Regions from separate parts of the Mus musculus genome. Here regions 2 and 3 are each linked to region 1. Evidence: chromatin contacts called from ENCODE Hi-C or POLR2A ChIA-PET data. All regions are on one chromosome and are shown on one strand. Each heading gives the region's core, a stretch centred on a gene start or an enhancer-like site at or near the end of the contact. The rest is flanking DNA. Distances are from core to core; before and after follow the strand shown.

What was found. A loop is a pair of places that touch in the nucleus more often than their neighbours do. ChIA-PET counts read pairs that join two places held with the same protein, here RNA polymerase II (POLR2A).
Region 2: POLR2A ChIA-PET joins it to region 1 with 18 read pairs in embryonic stem cell. The contact joins the promoter of Emid1 here to the promoter of Rhbdd3 in region 1. A Hi-C loop is called at or near these places in 10 of 37 maps with a recorded cell type or tissue (T-helper 17 cell, T-helper 2 cell, gastrocnemius and 4 more). POLR2A ChIA-PET finds 5 or more read pairs at or near these places in 4 of 5 experiments (Patski and embryonic stem cell).
Region 3: a loop to region 1 is called in a map of T-helper 2 cell, with 2.4 times the contacts of the local background. The contact joins the promoter of Rasl10a here to the promoter of Rhbdd3 in region 1. A Hi-C loop is called at or near these places in 6 of 37 maps with a recorded cell type or tissue (CH12.LX, T-helper 2 cell, gastrocnemius and 1 more). POLR2A ChIA-PET finds 5 or more read pairs at or near these places in 5 of 5 experiments (Patski and embryonic stem cell).

The regions. Positions count from the first base shown.
Region 1 is chr11:5,098,016-5,100,535 of GRCm38, reverse strand. Rhbdd3 (rhomboid domain containing 3) reads right to left here and starts at 1,263. Exons shown (of 9, transcript NM_177370.4): 1 at 970-1,263; 2 at 638-788; 3 at 1-139. It overlaps Ewsr1 (Ewing sarcoma breakpoint region 1), which reads left to right and starts at 1,440. Exons shown (of 17, transcript NM_007968.4): 1 at 1,440-1,527. The coding sequence starts at 1,515.
Region 2 is chr11:5,150,973-5,153,492 of GRCm38, reverse strand. Emid1 (EMI domain containing 1) reads left to right here and starts at 1,263. Exons shown (of 15, transcript NM_080595.3): 1 at 1,263-1,371. The coding sequence starts at 1,271.
Region 3 is chr11:5,056,863-5,059,382 of GRCm38, reverse strand. Rasl10a (RAS-like, family 10, member A) reads right to left here and starts at 1,255. Exons shown (of 3, transcript NM_145216.4): 1 at 859-1,255. The coding sequence starts at 1,077. It also overlaps a transcript of Gas2l1 not described here.

The DNA.
Region 1 (2,520 bases), core at 14-2,513:
ATTCCATCCCTGGGCACTAGGGGACAGGTCCATGGACATAGGGAACTGGGCCTCGAGTCCTCTGGACCAGTCTCTTCTCTTTCTTGGCGATAGGAATGGAAACTAGGGCCTCATACATCATAGGCAAGCCGTAACACTCCTGCAACCATATCTTCAATTAATAAAACGTAACTTGTAAGAATCCAATAATGAATCCAGCTGCTCCTCCTAGAACACAATACACGCCTTTCTCCCCTTCAGATTCCGACCGGCCTCTAGTGAGACACTATGAGTGGCGAACTAACAGACTCGGACGCCTGGATCTCTCACCTGAAGGTGATTTTACATAAAATGGGGAACTGGGGGGCTACACATCGGGCTCCCAGCTCCCTTCCCTGCCTGCCCCGGGCCAGAAGCTCCGGCATTGAAGCCACGCCCATCCTCAGAAGGGTGCGACACGCCTACTTCTCCCACATGGACCCTGGTTTCTTCCGAGTCCTCGCCCGCCATGCTAATGTTTGTCTGTGTCTGTCCACTGTGTCAGTAACTCTCAGAAAAGCAAAACCAAAAACCCCACCAATCGCCAACAATCCGCCTCAGTGTCTTTCTGGAGCCCTTGTCAGAGACCTCAGAGCTATGCATATCACACCCTGCCTACCTTGCAGGGAAGCCAGGAGGACAGAGTGGGAAGGCAAGGACAGTGTGGCGAAGCTTCCGGGCGGTGTACAGAGAGGGGAGGCCCGGGGTCTGGGTCGCATTCAGCTTTGTAACTTTAAGGAAAGAACTCAATTTCGTGGGTTCTGGGTTTTCTGTTGAAACAAGGGGATGGGTTGAAGGACGATCACAGGGCTTCTCAACCCCGACCGTTACTGGGGTCGGGCGCGGCATTCCCGGCCTCCCTCCCAAGCCGACGGCCCTCGGTCCCCTCCCCCGCCCGCTCAGGCCACGCGTCCAGGGGCCTGGGGAGCATGTCCTCCCACCCCCACCCACCCTAGAAAACCGAGCAGGGGGGCCCGCCCGGTAAGTCCGGCCGCCGGTTCCAGGCCGAGCCCTCGGTGCCCGAAACCCGCTGCACGCACACAGAGGCGCGTGATCCCGCCCGCCGATTAGTCAGCAGTTGTTTCAGGCCGGCCGGGATCCCTTCCCCCAGCCCTCCCGCCAGCCTCCGTCTCCCTCCAGGGCAGACTCTTCAGAGACGGTCCCTAGAGCCAGCGGGCGTAACCATTCCGAGCCACCGCGCCTCGCGCCAAGGAGCTCTCGGGTTCGTGGGTAACCCTCGCTCACTGGCGCGCTGGCCCCCGAGGCGCCTTTTTTTTTTAGACCACTCGTCACGTCCGGCTCTTTGGGAGAGGATCGGGTCAACGGTTTCGGGAGCGAAGAGCCGAAGAGCTCCGGTTCGCTCCTCTTCGGCCACCCCCGAGGCCTGGCCCGATGGTAGCGTCCGAGGTTGCGGGTTTCGCGCCTGCGCAGTGCGGCGCCTAGGGGGAACGCGAGAAGGAGACGGACGTTGAGAGAACGAGGAGGAAGGCGAGAAAATGGCGTCCACGGGTAAGCGGAGTGGGATCGCGGTCCCGCCGGCGACAGCTGGGACACCCAGACTGGGAGGCGCTCGTCTCTGGGGGTGGCAGGGATGACTGAGTGAAGTCGCCGAAAGGGGTTGGAGTTCCCGCCGCGGCCCGACGAGCTCGGGGGTGGGGGTGGGGGATCCGCGTTCCCTTCCCCTCCCCCACTAGGCGGGCTGGTTCTGGAACCTTTTGGCGGCCGCGTTGCGCGCGAGGGCCTCGCGGTAGCTGAGGCGTGCAGAGCCCGTCCAGGCCTCCTTTGTGTGGTGGTTGTCGGGGCCGGGTGCTCCGGGTCTCTCGCCACGTGGGCCGGGCCTAGGGCCTCCGAGGGCCCGAAGGGGACCGCGGCTGGGCCTGGAGCCCATCACCCCGAAGGCGCGTGAAGCGAGGTGTCTGATGGCGGCTCGAGAAGCCGTGGCCGGTTTCCCGTGGAACGTCTCCTCCCATCGCTAGCCCCAGGGCAAGTGTTTACTGTGTAGGGACTCAGAAAAACAAACAAAAAGCCGTCGCGAATGTGTAAGCTGAGGGGCGCCGGCTTAAGAGGGGAGCCCCATTATCCCCCAGGCCTGGCCCGGCCCGACCAAGCTGCCCCCTCGGAGGACCTAGTTGGTTCCCCTAAATCTTCGTGCTCCCCACTCAAGAGGCTTCGATTTAATCATGAGTTAACTCCACCTCCTTCCCTACCCAAAAAGCAGTGGCTTCCCAGTGTCCTTTTCTCAGCAACCGGCGCGGGGGATCGGTTGTATAACAAGGTCCGTCTGGATCCGGAGAGGAGACTCTTTTCCAGAAAGAGATTTCTAGCAGCTTTGATCCAGGAGAGGCAGAAAAGCCTCGGCACGCCACGTTTCTGTAGGCCTGCTCGTTAAGCTAGCCGGCTGATTTATTTCTTGGCCCTATTGAGGCCAGGGGAAGAGACCCATAGCGGATTTTGAAAGTCCAGGGCGGGAACTCTAGAATGTGATGGTTATGTTGTGGTCCT
Region 2 (2,520 bases), core at 14-2,513, 53 kb before region 1:
TGAAATGAAAGCTAGCCATATTATATATGTGTGTGTGTGTGTGTGTGTGTGTGTGTGTGTGTGTGTGTGTATTTGTTCCAGACCAAGCCAGGACATATAGAGAGCTCATCTAAAAGAAAGAAAGAAAGAAAGAAAGAAAGAAAGAAAGAAAGAAAGAGAAAGAAAGAAAGAAAATCATACTTCATATACACACATATGTACATATATGTGTGTACATATATGTACATATATGTGTGTACATATATGTACATATATGTGTGTACATATATGTACATATATGTTCATATACACACATGTTCATATACACACACATGCACACGTGTACACAAACATGATATGCATGCATACAGGCATCTCACGTGTACACAGACATACATGCATACACATGCCCACCACACAAACACATACATTGTTCATTCAAATATGGCGTACATAAGCAAATACTGCCCATGCTCACAAACACATCGTGTACACACAGATTCAGCACATACATGTTTACAGCGCCGTGCATGCATACAACATTATCCATGCACACAAATAGTCTATCATGTCAGCACAGGCAAACTCCTCGCACCTGCTATGCCGCGTGGAATGTGCCTGAGTCCCACCCAGGCCCTCTGCTCTCAGCCAGTCCTTACCTTAGGGAATGGGAAATTGAGGCCTATGCCAAAATGCTGTCTACACTTGTGCTTAGACCCCAACACTGAGATGAGGGGATTGTGGGTCTGGGGTTACTCTGCCAGAGTGCTCTGGGCCTTAGTGTCTCCCTGTAAAACAGGTATAAGGGTCACTGCACTTAGGGGACGCGGGAGCACCTGAGCCTCGGGTTTCTCCTCCGTAACATGGGCGACCTAGCCAGCCCAACACGGAGTGATGAAAGCTTTAGTCAGGGCAGGATGTATGGGGTGAGATGCCTGGGACAATGGCACAGCTCGCGCAGGAAGCCTGTGTTAGGTCGATGGGAAGATCCTGTGTGTTTCGGGAACCCAGTTCCGCAAAGATGTCAAAGATGTGCGTCCAGAGGCGATCGCTCTGGAGTGGTGGGTTCAGGTCCTGGCAGCGTTGCGGGGACGAGGGGGCGGGTGCGGCCAGGGCCTCAGTTTCCCAGTCTGCGGCTCAGGTGGGCACCTGGAGGGCGTCCTGGCGGGGGCGCGGACGGCTTCCGGGTTGGCGGGGGGCGGGGGGCGAGGGGCGGGCGAAGCCGAGCGCCCCCGCCCTGCTCCGCCCGGAACCGGCTCTGCGCGCCCGCGGCTGCGGTGGGGACGACAGCATGGGCGGCCCGCGGGCCTGGACGCTGCTCTGCCTCGGGCTCCTGCTCCCGGGAGGCGGCGCCGCGTGGAGCGTCCCGGGCGCCCGGTTCTCGGGTCGCAGGTAAGTCTCCCCTAGCTCTGTGCAATCCCAGCACTGGGGTGAGGGAAGCAGACCCCAGCTCCGTGCAACCCCGAGACTGGGACAGGGACCCGACCCCAGCTCCGTACAATCCCGCGACTGGGGCAGAGACCCGATCGCAGCTCTGTGCAACTTCAGGGTCTGGGACAGAGACCCGACCCCAGCTCCATGCAACCCTAGGACTGGGACAGAGACCCGACCCCAGCTCCTTGCAATCCCGGGACATCGGAGGCAGTCCGAGACTGTTGCAGGGGCTCCATCGCTCATCTCTATACCATAAGCAGTGGGAGCAGGGGTTTGGCACGCTGTGCTCAGGATAGCCGGCTCACCTACTTCTGTGTGAAAGAACAGACGGCCTCCCCTACTGAGATCCCGGAGGCCCCAGAAGGTGGACCCATGGCAATGCAACAGAGCTTCCCAGGACTTCTGTGGGTCTCGCCCAAGCCCCCCTTCCCTTCATGTACATGTAAAATGCCAGGATCACCCCTTAGCCAGCCCTTCAGGAATCCCCTCTCTTTTCCCCTGCTACTGTCTTTTTCTTCTTTCTTTCTTTCTTTTTTTTTTTCTTTTTTCTTTTTTTATGTCCCAGCTATTTATTTCACTCGGAGGAAGGACTGGGGTGGAGACTGCACAGTGGGTCAGTGTCAGAGGCCCCCTGGGACCTGGCATTTGGTTGGACCTCCCAAAAGCCTATGACTCTCTGCCGGCCTTTGTGGAGTGTTTCCCAGGATCGGGTCCTGTGGGGCTTTTTCTAGACAGTGCCTTCAAGACTGGAGGATGTAGGGAAACTTGTCCCCACTCAATAGAGGGGCAAACTGAGACTAATGTGCTCGTGGTGGGTATTCATGGAAGAGCTGGGATTCAGCTCTCCCTTTCTGGACTCGATGGCAGAGTTTGAACCTGCCCTGGCCCCTGCTCTGCCTGTAGCCCCTGCCCCTGTCTCCAGGACAGACAATGTGGACTAACCAGGCCTCTTAGGCCTTTCAGCCCATTCAAAGGCCCGTGAGGGCCCCACCCCCCTGTGGCCTCACTTCTTTCTTTTTAGAAGTTTCCCTTTCTTGTGGTCAGAGGCCAGCAACCCCCCCTGGGAGCTAGCAAAAGCAGGTGACCGGGTAGAGCAGGCTCAGGGGT
Region 3 (2,520 bases), core at 6-2,505, 41 kb after region 1:
CCTCCCAGCAATACTCCGGATGGGACGCGCCCTCCCACAGGCCAGACTTCCCAGCCGTGCTTGGATCTTGTCAGTCCTTAGCCCTCCTACTTCCTGGGCCACCCGTCAACCTACTATGCTCCTACTGCCTCAGAGCCTGGGATCTGCCGTCCACCGGCTGACAGATGGTAACTGACTGTCCTGGTGCAGCTGTACAGGTGAAGCCTCTGGCTTGTCTCTTGCTGCTCTTTCCCCCTTGCAATATTCTTACAGCTTCTTTCACCAAAACTTCATTTAGCCTCCCAGGTGCTGCTCAAATGCCAGCTTTGAAATGAATGCAGCGCCAAAGACTGGGAGTCTGAGGGTGCGGTGGCCCCCTCTAGAAAGGGTACTCCTGTGTCTGGTCCAGTCTGTCACAGCGGCGCGGCTCAGCTCAAGCTGTGCCACACACTGACCCAGACACCAGCCTAGGCAGGCAAAGAAGACAAGAAACAGCCACAGAGCCGGGCGTGGTGGCGCACGCCTTTAATCCCAGCACTTGAGAGGCAGAGGCAGGTGGATTTCTGAGTTCAAGGCCAGCCTGGTCTACAGAGAGAATTCCAGGACAGCCAGCACTGCACAGAGAAACCCTGTCTCGAAAAAAACAAAAACAAAAACAAAAGAGAGAGAGAGAGAGAGAGAGAGAGAGAGAGAGAGAGAGAGAGAGAGAGAGAGAGAGAGAGAGGAAACAGCCACAGGGCACCTACAGGTTAGCGCAGGAAGCTCGTATGCAAACTACCTAGACACACACACTTCAATCCCAGAACGGGCTCGGGCGCCCTGGATCAGTACACATGGGCACCAAGTGTACACACACCCCTGGCCCCCTCGAACCGCTACCTCAAGACTTCTGGGGCTTGAGCCGGGTCCAGCGACGTCACCATCGCGGATACTCAGGTCGTAGACCGCGCCGTCGAGCAGCACCGCGGGTCGGTAGAGGCAGGGACTGTCCGTGGGTCGGTGGCGCTCAGGATAGTCACCAAACAAGAATTGGCGGATGATGGCGGTCTTACCCACTCCCGGAGCACCCAGAACAGCCACCCGCAGGCTGCCGCCCATGGCTGGCCCGCGCTCCCGCGCCTGGCACCGGGGAGCTTCATGAGCCCGTTCTGCGCCTTGCTTGCCCGGCCCGGGATACCCGCATCGCGTCGCCTACAGCACCTCAGCCACAAGAGGCCAGGCCTGAGGATCGAGCGGGCGGACGCACCCGCAGCTCCGCAGGAAGAGTGCACCCGGTGCGGTGCAGACCCGCCCCCACCTTCAGCTCCGTCCCCTTCTCGCTCCGGCGCCGGGAGCCGCCGCCCCAGTCGGCCGCGCGGGCGAGCAAGCGAGCGGGGCCTCCCGGAGGCGGCGATGAGGTAACTGTCCGCCCCGCCCCTCCCGGGGAGGGTCGCGGCCCAGTGACTGCCAGGCGGGTCGCCTTGTTAAAGCCTGGTTCCCCAGGTGGCAGTCAGCTTCCCTCAACCGTTTCAAAACCGAAGCCGCTGGGCGCCACCTCCCTGTTCCTCCAACACCGCTGGCTGCAACCTGGCTGTTGACCAAGCCCAGGCTCTTAGAATCAGGCCACTTGGGGTCAGACCCAGTCCTGGTTGAATGACCTTGGGCCAATCGTCGCATTGGACTTTTTGTCTGCATCCCGGTTGTCCACCAAAGGCCGATGGCTTCAAAGCTTCCTCCTGTTTTGTGAGACCCTGGGCACCAACTCCTTTTCTGGGCTCTCCCCTGCATCATCTTCGAACCGCAGCCTCAACCTGGGTACTCGTGGTTTAAGGAGGAGGGAACTGAGACCCTGGAGAGGTATCTCAAAGTGAGAAGGACACTGGGACTCCGTCCCGGGCCTGCGGGCCACTTTTCATTACACCTACAAGGACAAACGACTAGAAGAACACTGTTTCAAAGGACCAGCCCAGAGGGGGTGGGGAGTGGAGACAGAAGGGTTTGAGCCCAGCACAGAAGTCTGCTCAGCAACTCAGCCCCCAGTCACTGCCCCAACAGGTTGGAGGCGAAGAAACAGATCCACGGGTCTGTCCCAGAGTCTGTCCCAGGGGTGCACCATGCCCTCTTCCCTGGACAAGTTCGGAAGCTCCTCTGAGGGTTCGGAAAGTCTGGGTTTGCCCAACCTCCGTCCGGCCCTCCAGTCTCCACACACTGGAGGAGTTCCCAGGCCTCTGCCCTCCACCCAGGTACTGTGAAATGCAGGCACCCGGCATTGAACAAGACTCACTCATTCAACGAATGCTTCAAGTCTAACAGGTGGCCAGAATGCTGAAATGGAGCCAAAAGGAAAAAGAACTGTCTCCTCTCCCTTAGGAGAGAAGGCTCTAGAAATACTTAGATCCAGGCCTCTAAAGGCATTGATAATATGTCTACCTGGCCAGGAATTAAGTGGAAGGAAGGGCAGGAGAAACTAGCCCGTCAAGGGGGAAGGAGGCACACCCTCCCGCGGGGAACAGGTGACAGCAGCTGGAAGGTATTCCTTAACACTAATGTCTAGTCCTCTTC